Linked DNA regions of Homo sapiens: region 2 is linked to region 1. A link is a contact called in ENCODE Hi-C data. All regions are on one chromosome and are shown on one strand. The core of a region is the stretch at or near the end of the contact, and the rest is flanking DNA. Distances in the headings are between cores, read along the strand shown.

Region 1 (4,686 bases), core at 919-3,418:
TTATTATTATTGCTGATAAGGATAATAAACATTTCTGATGGTAAAAATGAACACATTCTTCATGTACTTCTAGGTCAGAAACCTCTGCTATTAATCAGATCCTTCTGAGTAGTTTCATATCTAGTTTTGATCCCTATGCCATATCCTTAGAGAAAAAACATGTACTTTTAATTTGGTCATGAAAGTTACTGTTTGAATAGATTTTTTAAGACTTTAGGCATTCTGGTTATTTAAATTGACTCAGACAGTATAAACTAGACTCCCTGACATTCCTGGGCCTTCAAGACTCAATGGCTTCTGGTAAGCAGCCACTCAGGCCTCCAGTTGGCCTTAACTAAGTCAGCCCCAACACACCAGTTCCTTAGAATTACATGCAAGGTCATAGGATTTCAATTAAAAAAATACTTTAACACGAGGCCAGAATACCTATGGCTGTAACCTGCTCTTGAATAAACTTTCTCCCTGTCATTTTTTTGTGTGTGTGAAATACTTTACTCTTTTTATAGATCTTGGTCTTTTGCAATCATACAGGATTCTATTTGTTGAGTACCTTCTTTGCATTGGAAATTTGAATTTCTTTTTACCCTTACAGTATACCTATAAGGCAAATATCATCAACTTCATTTTACAGATGAACAATAAGTTACTAGTGAACTGGTGATGAAAATTAAAGAAGGCTTTTGAACATGAATATACCTTTTCAATATCCTTGACAGATGCCAACAGAAAAAGTTAAGAAATGAATAGGATACAATGTTTTCTAAACTGTTCCCATAACACATAGTTGGGTATTTGCAGGGACTTATTATTCAGTTAGAACAATAAGTGACTTATTGATTAACTGCTTCTAAATGATATAAATAGGGTTTAAACTAGTATTTATCATGTATACACAATAAAGATTTATTGTTAACATAAATTGAGCATTTATCATATTCTAATCACTGTTCCATTAGATTGAACCACATAAAATTGCTGCTCTTTCACCTATCAAATGGCAATTTCATGTGGTTTAACCTAATAGTTGTCTCATTTGATTTCAACAATAGCCTTAGATGCAACTGTTTTTAATGTCATTTGTAGAAGAGGAAATGGAAGCTCAGCAAGATTAAATAATGTGCACAGAATTAAGCAGTCAATAAGGGGGACTTCTCCCCCAACCTCAAACCAAGCAATTCTTCTTCACCATGAAGTGGTGACTCTGATGAAGTGATGTGACACTTTTATTGTCTCCAGTGATGGTAATTTTGAGTTTATTAGTTCAGTCACTTCATTCAGTATACTGAGCACATACTGTAGATGTGAATCATATGTATTCAGCCTTTGAAAGAACAGAAAGGTGGAAAATCAAGCTAGTTAGCCAGAGTTGGGTTTTACAAAAACAGTGAAACAAAACCATCTGAAACTGATTTTTTTTTCATTATCTATGCAGGTAGGTCTTGAAGATTGTTTCTTAAGTTCTCAGAGGTTGGTTATTACTGGAAAAAATTAAGTGTTGATTTCTAAAGTAACTGGACCCTTTGGATAGTGTAGGTTCTTGTGTGTTTGTTCAGTCGTTACTTTCATTGTACCCTCTGCCTGGGATGCTTTGTTCCTAATCACAAGATCTTTTAAGTCTTACCTCTGCGGTCACTCTTTCTGTAGGGATCCTTCATTATTTTCCCTCTGTAAATGAACTGTCCCTCATTTTGGCTCTCATTGCAGTTGTTTTCACTTTTCGTATGTCACCAGTCTCCTTTCCTAAATTATGTTTTATTATCCATTCATCTATTCACCCATCCATCCATCCATTCACCCATCCATCCATCCATCATACTACACATCTATAAATTTCTAGTCAGTGTTAGGGGCCCTGAAGTTGTAGGGGTGAAATGATACAGTTTCCACCCTCAGAGGCTTAATGGGGAGACAGAGAAACAAACAGAACATTTCAGTCAACTATAGGTCTCCTTATTCCAGCTCTAACTCATCTGAAAATGCACTCCTATCAGTGACAGTTGCTCATGATGGCTGTGATTCTGGTGGATGATAAAGATTGGTGGGGAGATAAAAGAGAGAAAGGAAGAAATATGCTCCCTGTGCTCCAGAATGGGGTTGGGAAACACATGATGCATGTCTCTCCAGCCCACTCCAGCCTCCTGAGCTGAGGATCAGCAAGACAGATTATGCAGTGCGTCTTTGCAACAGAGAGGAGGTCTGCTCATCCCACATTTGGAGCACCCGTGGGTGGAGCAGGGAAGATTTCTGGGAAACAGTGTTTGAATTGAATCATGAAAATGAGTAGGAGTCTGCTACATGGGTAAGGGAGGGAAGAAAAGTCAGTAGAGAAGGTAGGCAGTGCTTGCAAAGGCCTGAGGTAAGAGATAGCATGCTGTGTGTCCACGCACGTGTGTGTATGTGTGTGTGTGTGTCTATAAGAAGTCTGCTATGGCTACTTTAAGATGAAAAGTGGAATTTGGCAGGAATTGAGTGGTCAAGAGCAAGCAGTGAGATAATGACATTTTTCAAAAAGATAGCAGTTTGGAGAATGGGGAACGCATATCTTACATCCATCATTAGACTGTGATCTGCTTGAGGGTGGAGATTTTAACCCTGCTTATATCCTGGTATGCCAAGCTCCTAGAATATCACTCCACACGCTTTGGAATTGCACTATAGCCTGGATATCACATTTCTTTCATTCTGAGGTGGCTGGCTTGAGGAGAATGAATGTCAGGAGAATATTGCTAGTTTTTAGGGGAGACACAGGGGAAAGAGAGGCACTGGGATATGAGTGAGAGGAGTCTTTGAAAGAAAAATGAGGCTTAAATCCATTATCACCAGCATTAAAATACAGCATTTCTTCTCTGAATAGTATTTGTTCCTGTTTACTTTCTTCCTTGTGGCATTGAGCTGGGCTGCATTTGCCATTTAGGCATAATTACTATTTTATTATTATTTTTTTTCACAGTTAAGTGGAGCATTTGAGCACAGCTGAATTGCTGGGAGCCTCGGTGGAAGAAATCTATTAGTGATACGGCTTGAAACAATACACAAAAGGCCGCTGCGTGTGGTCTGCCCTCCACGCTTTCAACTTCCTTATGTGGAACAATAAATCTCCGAGTCAGCTAGAACGCAGAGACTCCCATCCAACGAGAGCCGCATTTTTATCTTTTATTCATTGGCAGGAACATTAGCTGTAGGAGGTATTCAAATCACACTTTTATTTAAACAAACACAGCTGGATCGCAGCCTCTTAATATAGCAATTCTCTAATGAAAAATAACAACATAGTATTTATCTCTTTTCTTTTGTGTGACTCTCAATTTGCTAAAATTAGGCAGACTTCAATCCCATACAAAATTGGCATGTTTTCATGACCAGAGCTCATCGCAACTAACTGCAAAATTATAATGGGGATGTAATTATAGGAGGGCATGTGAAATACACATCCTTTTGCTGCTGTAAGCTATATGGGGTTATACAATTATGTTATAATAACATCATTTATCTTAAAGGAGTCAGACAGCTGACTTCATTTATTTAACTTGAGCACTCCAATTATGTGCTGTGTCAGTTTAACATAAATGTCTTGCCCAAAGAACATGGTGTAATAATAATGGTAATAGCAATAATAATAATAGCACACATTTGTATAGGGCTCTACAGAGCACAAAGGGTTTTTACAATTGCTGTCTTGCTGGAGTCTCCTAACAGTCTGTAAGGCAGGCATCGATGCCTGTAATCTTGTGCCCCATTTATTGTTGAGAAAACTGAGGTTCAGAGAAGTGAAGTGATGTTGACAAACCTGTACACTTATTAATAGTAAGTGGAGAGGTAAGAACTTTAAAGTCAAGTTTACTGACTTCGCAGCTGAGGACTATTCACCAGTAGTACCACATTTTGGACAGTGTGACATGTTTGTTCTCATCTCTTATTTCATTTTATCTCACAGTGATCTTTTAAGGCAGGTAGAACAGTCTAGGGTAGTGGGAATCGCAGGTACTAATTCTGTGAGCCTGGACAAATTAAATTATTAGACCCCAGATTTCTTGTCAGAAAAAATAGGGATAATAATACACACGGAGCAGGACTGTTATAAGAATTAATTAATATAATGCTTGTGAAGTGCCTGAACATAGGTGCTCAGAAAATGAATTCATTCCCTCTTCCTGTAGGACAAGAAAAAAATTCCGCTTTGCACATAACATAATTGCTGTGCCTTTTGCTTAACTGACTTACCCAACTCGCCAAGCTGGCGTCAGGGCAGTCACCAACCAAAATTCATGTCTTGTTATTTCAAATTTGCTTGTCATTACTTTTACACATCTTATAATGCCTTCAAATGTTCACTGTTATTTTCAGTTCTTTCTCAATTCTTTACAAAATTCATTTGCTTAAATACCCAAAAGTAGAATAAAATACTTGAACTGAAATCTTAGCACTCTTTGCCTGAAGGTGAGAGACCACAGGTGTAATGGACGAGCAGGATGTGGAGTCAGGAAGCCCGCGTTGGGCCCCCGGCAGTGGCAGTTACTAAGCTATGTGAATTTAGGCCAATCCTCTGACTTAGCTCATCTATAAATGTTATTTCAATCCGAACTTCCTGAGAGGAAGCCTAAAGTACATAATGTTTCTGAGAGAGAAGAAAAAGCTTGTAAAATAATCGACTTAGCTTACCCCATGCTAGTACATTGCTAGAAAGAC
Region 2 (4,686 bases), core at 1,607-4,106, 120 kb before region 1:
CACTGCATAAGGCCATGTCCATGCTGGCTAAAACAATTAGTGCCTACCTGTCACAGGTGAATATAGAGACCATGAGTAGATGAGCAGTGAGAAAAAAATGATAAAGGTCACCAGAACTCATAAATATGCCCCGCACGTTCTCCTGGGAAACAGACTGCCCCCTTACCACCTCAGCCCCCATGTTAGCACACAACAGGGAGGAGAAAGAAAAAGTACAAGATGATCAAAATGAATGGTCTGGGGTGAACAAGTCACCCTTCTCTTCTGTCTCAATGGCCCTTGCAGCAGCTTAATGCAGGAGGCAGGGAAGGAGGATGCTAATCTCTACATGGGATTGAATGCTTATCTGAAATGAATTTGAGGCTATAACTGGATCAGTCCACAGACTGCTGGACCAGGTTGAATTATTGGAAGGACTAAGATATTGTCAAATGGTTATTTGGCAACTTAAAGGTACCACCAAACCATTCCCACAACTCCACCCTTCCACTAGTATATGATGGTGGGGGTTGTTGAAAAAGCAATTGCAGTTACTAGAAAAAAATAAAACAACCTTGCTCTGTATATCCTTGAGTCATACTATACTTCTTAGTTATGAGTATTTGGTAAGTAAGAGTGAATTAAATTTTAGCTGTATTTTTATGATTAGTGTTATGGCTATTATTATTTGTCCTTTCCATATTTACTGAAAATCTAGTGCCTGTTAGGAACTTTGTTGTATGCTAGGCATAGAGAAAGAGAGAAAGAGTTTCCGCCTTTAGTGGGCACCTAGCAAGTGTGGATAACCAGCATATAAATAAAAGGTTCAAAGACAATGAGACAATAGTGTGGTAGAGGTAAGTAGGGGGGACACTATTGGTATACAAGTCAAGAGTGAGGAACTAAGCCATGGGGTGTGTGGTATAAATATTTAATAATGGCTTTCTGGAAGGAAAAACCCTGAGTTGTAGTATTTGCCAATTTCTGTGGTGTAAATACTCCTACCATAGTTATCAACGGGATGTTTCAAATAAGGAGACAAAATATGCACAAGCAGCTCTAGCGAGCTACTTCCAGCCAGGTGTGTGTGTGTGTGTGTGTGTGTGTGTGTGTGTGTGTGTATGTGTGTGTGTCAGAGAAGGCTTTCTAAGAGAAGAAACCCCTGACCTGAGTCTGAAAGGACAAGCAGGAATTAATCAAGACAAGAAAGGCAGGAAGGACATCCAAGGCAGGAGGACAGTCTGAGCAAAGGAAAGAGGCCTATCACAGCAGGATTTGGTAAGGGCAGGAGGAGAGAACCATTCAGTACACTTGATGTTGGTTACTGACCGTCAACATATGTTCATTTTTTTGTTATAAATGACATGTATGTTAACTCAAAATTGTCATACTGAAATTTATTCATCATTCATTGGTCAAATACAACAATTTATGGGTGCCTACTTTGTGTTTATCAGGAACTAAAGATTTAAAGATGAGTGGAACATGGTCCCTGTCCTGAAAACAATTGCAGTATGATTGTGAGGAGAACATAGACATGTATGTATACACATACATAACATGGCATGGTGACTGTACTAGTTAAAATACACATACATTATTAGGGGTTGTGGTAGGTGGAGTAAGGGACCCCTCATGTCTTTGGAACATGTGAATATGTTACCTTACATGGCAAAAGGGTCTTCACAAAGATGATTAAGACCTTGAAATGGCTAGGTTATCCTTAATGATCCAGGTGGGCCTTAAATGTAGTCACGGGTCCTTATAAGAGACAGTGAAGATGGAAGTTTGGAACTAGAGAGGGAGAAGGTGCTACACTGCTGGCTTTGAAGATGGAGGAAGGAGGTCACGAGCCAAAGAATGTTGGCAGCTGTTAGAATTTGGAAAACACAAGAAAACAGATTCTCCCCTAGAGTCTCCAGAAGGAACATCTTGATTTTAGCTCAGTGAAACTAATTTTGGACTTCTGACCTCCATACTGTAAGATAACATAGTTGCGTTATTTTAAGGCATCACATTTGTGGTAATCCATTACAGCAGCCTTAGGAAACCAATATCGAGGTATTAAAGGAAGCAGTGTAACGTAGTGATTAAGGCTCTTGATTTGTGAATTAGATTGCCTCTCTTACAATAATGTCCCTGCCTCTTTGTAGCTCTGTAACTTTGGGCAAGTTACTGCCTCAGTTTCCTCATATGTAAAATGAGGTAATTACCTACTTCATAGCTTGAGGGTGTGGATTGTGATGTTGTATACATAATGTACTGAGTACACAGCAAGCAATCTATACATTTTCATATTAAAAAATATTGTTTCCTCCTCTCTGTTCTCTGATCTAGGTTCTCATCTCTCAGGTTGGTGAGTATAACTAAATACATGGATAATTAAGTAGGCTTTTGTGGTCTTGCCTGGAGAAATGGGTACCATTTCCATTGGTAATTTTATGGGCAAATATGATCTCAGTTGGAAAAATCTAATCCTTAAAATGTTGAACTACAAAACAATTTGAATTCTGTCTCTTCTCTTTTGAAAACAGTCACATTTGATCAAGCCAATAAAAGGGTTAAGAGTTTTGTACGTTTCCCATCTCCCTGACACCATCCCCCTGCCCCGCCCCCACCAATAAAATCCTTTTTTGTGCACCCTTTCTTTGGCCAGAGTGTTCTTTTCTTTTCTTTTCTTTTTTTTTTTGAGACGGCGACAGAGTGTTATTTTCTACTCCATGATTTGGAGTCGGCCTGTCTGTCCCCTTACTGAGCAGGAGCGGTTGAACAGCTGTGAAAACAATGGAGAAGCCGAGGATGGCTGTGATTAGTGGCGGGCGCTGGGGCAATCTGGGACCCACCAGGCCTGTTTCCCATGTCACACAGCCTGCGGAGTCTGGGTGTCACATGCCCGGGCTCGGCCTGGGGAGGCCTGCTCCAGGCTGGGGCCGCCTGATAGTCACCCTGGCAGCCCCTCTCCAGAAACAGATTTTTGTATTTTTGCTCTTCTTCTCTCCATGTTCTTGGACCATTGTATAAACATAGTGTTGCTAGGCAGCCCTAAAACCTCCTTTCATCCTGGATCCCAGGAAATTTGGTCCAGGAAAATTCACCGGAGTGTGCTTACAGCTGGTGTTGTCCACCGAGCCAGCTCTCCTCTCTGGCCCCAGGTTTCCCTGCCAGAAATTCCCAGCATCTGTGTTGTACATTTGATTTTCTAGATGTGGATAACACTGAGGTGGGTTTAGAGATCCCCCTACCCTCCATTAAATGTCCCTTACTCTGTGACCTGTGAATACAAAATGTTTAACTTAATCATAGCCTTTTGCAAGTCAGTCCTAGATTACTGAAGAACAAATAATTTTGCTTACCGCTCCACTGAAACACCCAGTGACCGCCTAATAGCAGTCTCAATTTCACCTCATTTTTTTCCTTTCAGCTGCAGAGCTTACCAGTCATGTGTGATTATTATTTTTAAAATCATCTCAAAATTTTAGTATATTTTCAGTTATGGAACCATAATTGTAGTCTAAATTTATTTATTTTAAAAAATGTAAATGCATCTTTAATAGACAAATAATAATTTTGTACATTTATGTATGAGGCACAGTGTGATGTTTTGATCTAAGTATGCATGGTGTAAAGATCCAGTCAAGCTAATGAACACATTTGTCACCTCACCAACTTATCACTTTTTGGTGGCCACTTTTTAAAACTTCTTCCTGCCACAGTTCTCTCCTGGTTTTCCTTTCAACTACGTGACAGTGACAGTTTTCTCAGGCCCTGTTTCCCTTCCTAGCCAGAGCCGTGTTGCATTTATCTCTATGCTTCCAGCAACCAGCACAGAACCTGGTCTGCATTTGCTTCAGTAAGCATTTGTAGGGTGACAAGATGATGAAATCATTTAAATGTACTCATTCTTTACTTGTGTGTTTTTTTTCCCTCTTTGAAACATAATTTTAAAAAAATCTTGGTACCATCCAGAATTAAGTTTAATATTCTCTCTTCTGGATTGTGTTATCACTCTAATTATTCATAGTTCCCATTTGATAAAAATACCATATACATTATAAATGTTGACAAATAATTATTAAACATAAAATTAGAATTTTATTGAAAAGGCCTCTCTCAAGGATATGTATGGACCTTTTTTTCCACATAGTTTATGTATCTATGAATGAAAACTACTTATTCTTAGAATGACAGAGGGTTCTACATTAATTCGGTCCTAACTTTCTGTTTTTTAACTATTTTATATTATAGCAATTTTATATATTTGCTAATAGAGAGATTAGTATAATACAATCATCATTTTTCCTCTTTTTATGGTTGCCTATAAATTGTACTGTCTAGATGTATGTAAACTATCTAGCCTATGTAAGTCTTGGATTAGTCAACTTTTATTGAGTGAATGATGTAGACAGCTGTCCTCACTTGACTTCTTTAATTGTTATACACAAAATTTCAGTCTTATTTTTATTAGACTGTTGGAATGTTGACTATATGATTGTATGTATGACCACAGTCTATACATATAGGCTGTATGACCTCACTCCTTCTTGGCGGCCATGGCAGATTTACTGATCTATCAGATAATTGTTTTCTGTGGAGCTCAGAATCCATTTTAACATGGTGTTCCAGACAACTGTCACAAACCAACCAGAGTGGTTATGGGAGCCAAAATCAATTTTATTTTTTTAAAATTGTATGAAAATCTTTTTAAAA

The links. Hi-C counts contacts between places; a loop is a spot of excess contacts on that map.
Region 2: a loop to region 1 is called in a map of heart right ventricle, with 2.1 times the contacts of the local background. The contact joins the enhancer-like site here to the promoter of LINC01748 in region 1. A Hi-C loop is called at or near these places in 1 of 168 maps with a recorded cell type or tissue (heart right ventricle).

Annotation. Positions count from the first base shown.
Region 1 is chr1:60,620,167-60,624,852 of GRCh38, reverse strand. It overlaps LINC01748 (long intergenic non-protein coding RNA 1748), which reads left to right and starts at 2,168. Exons shown (of 8, transcript NR_146508.1): 1 at 2,168-2,356.
Region 2 is chr1:60,744,766-60,749,451 of GRCh38, reverse strand. The region is part of intron 1 of LOC101926964 (a long non-coding RNA gene); the gene reads left to right. Among named protein-coding and RNA genes, the nearest start is that of LINC01748, 120 kb to the right of the region's middle. Within about 2 kb of position 2,856, at least 5 of the 41 ENCODE cell types and tissues checked have a DNase peak (open chromatin) inside an H3K27ac peak, as active enhancers do; they include heart right ventricle, where a contact is called at or near this core.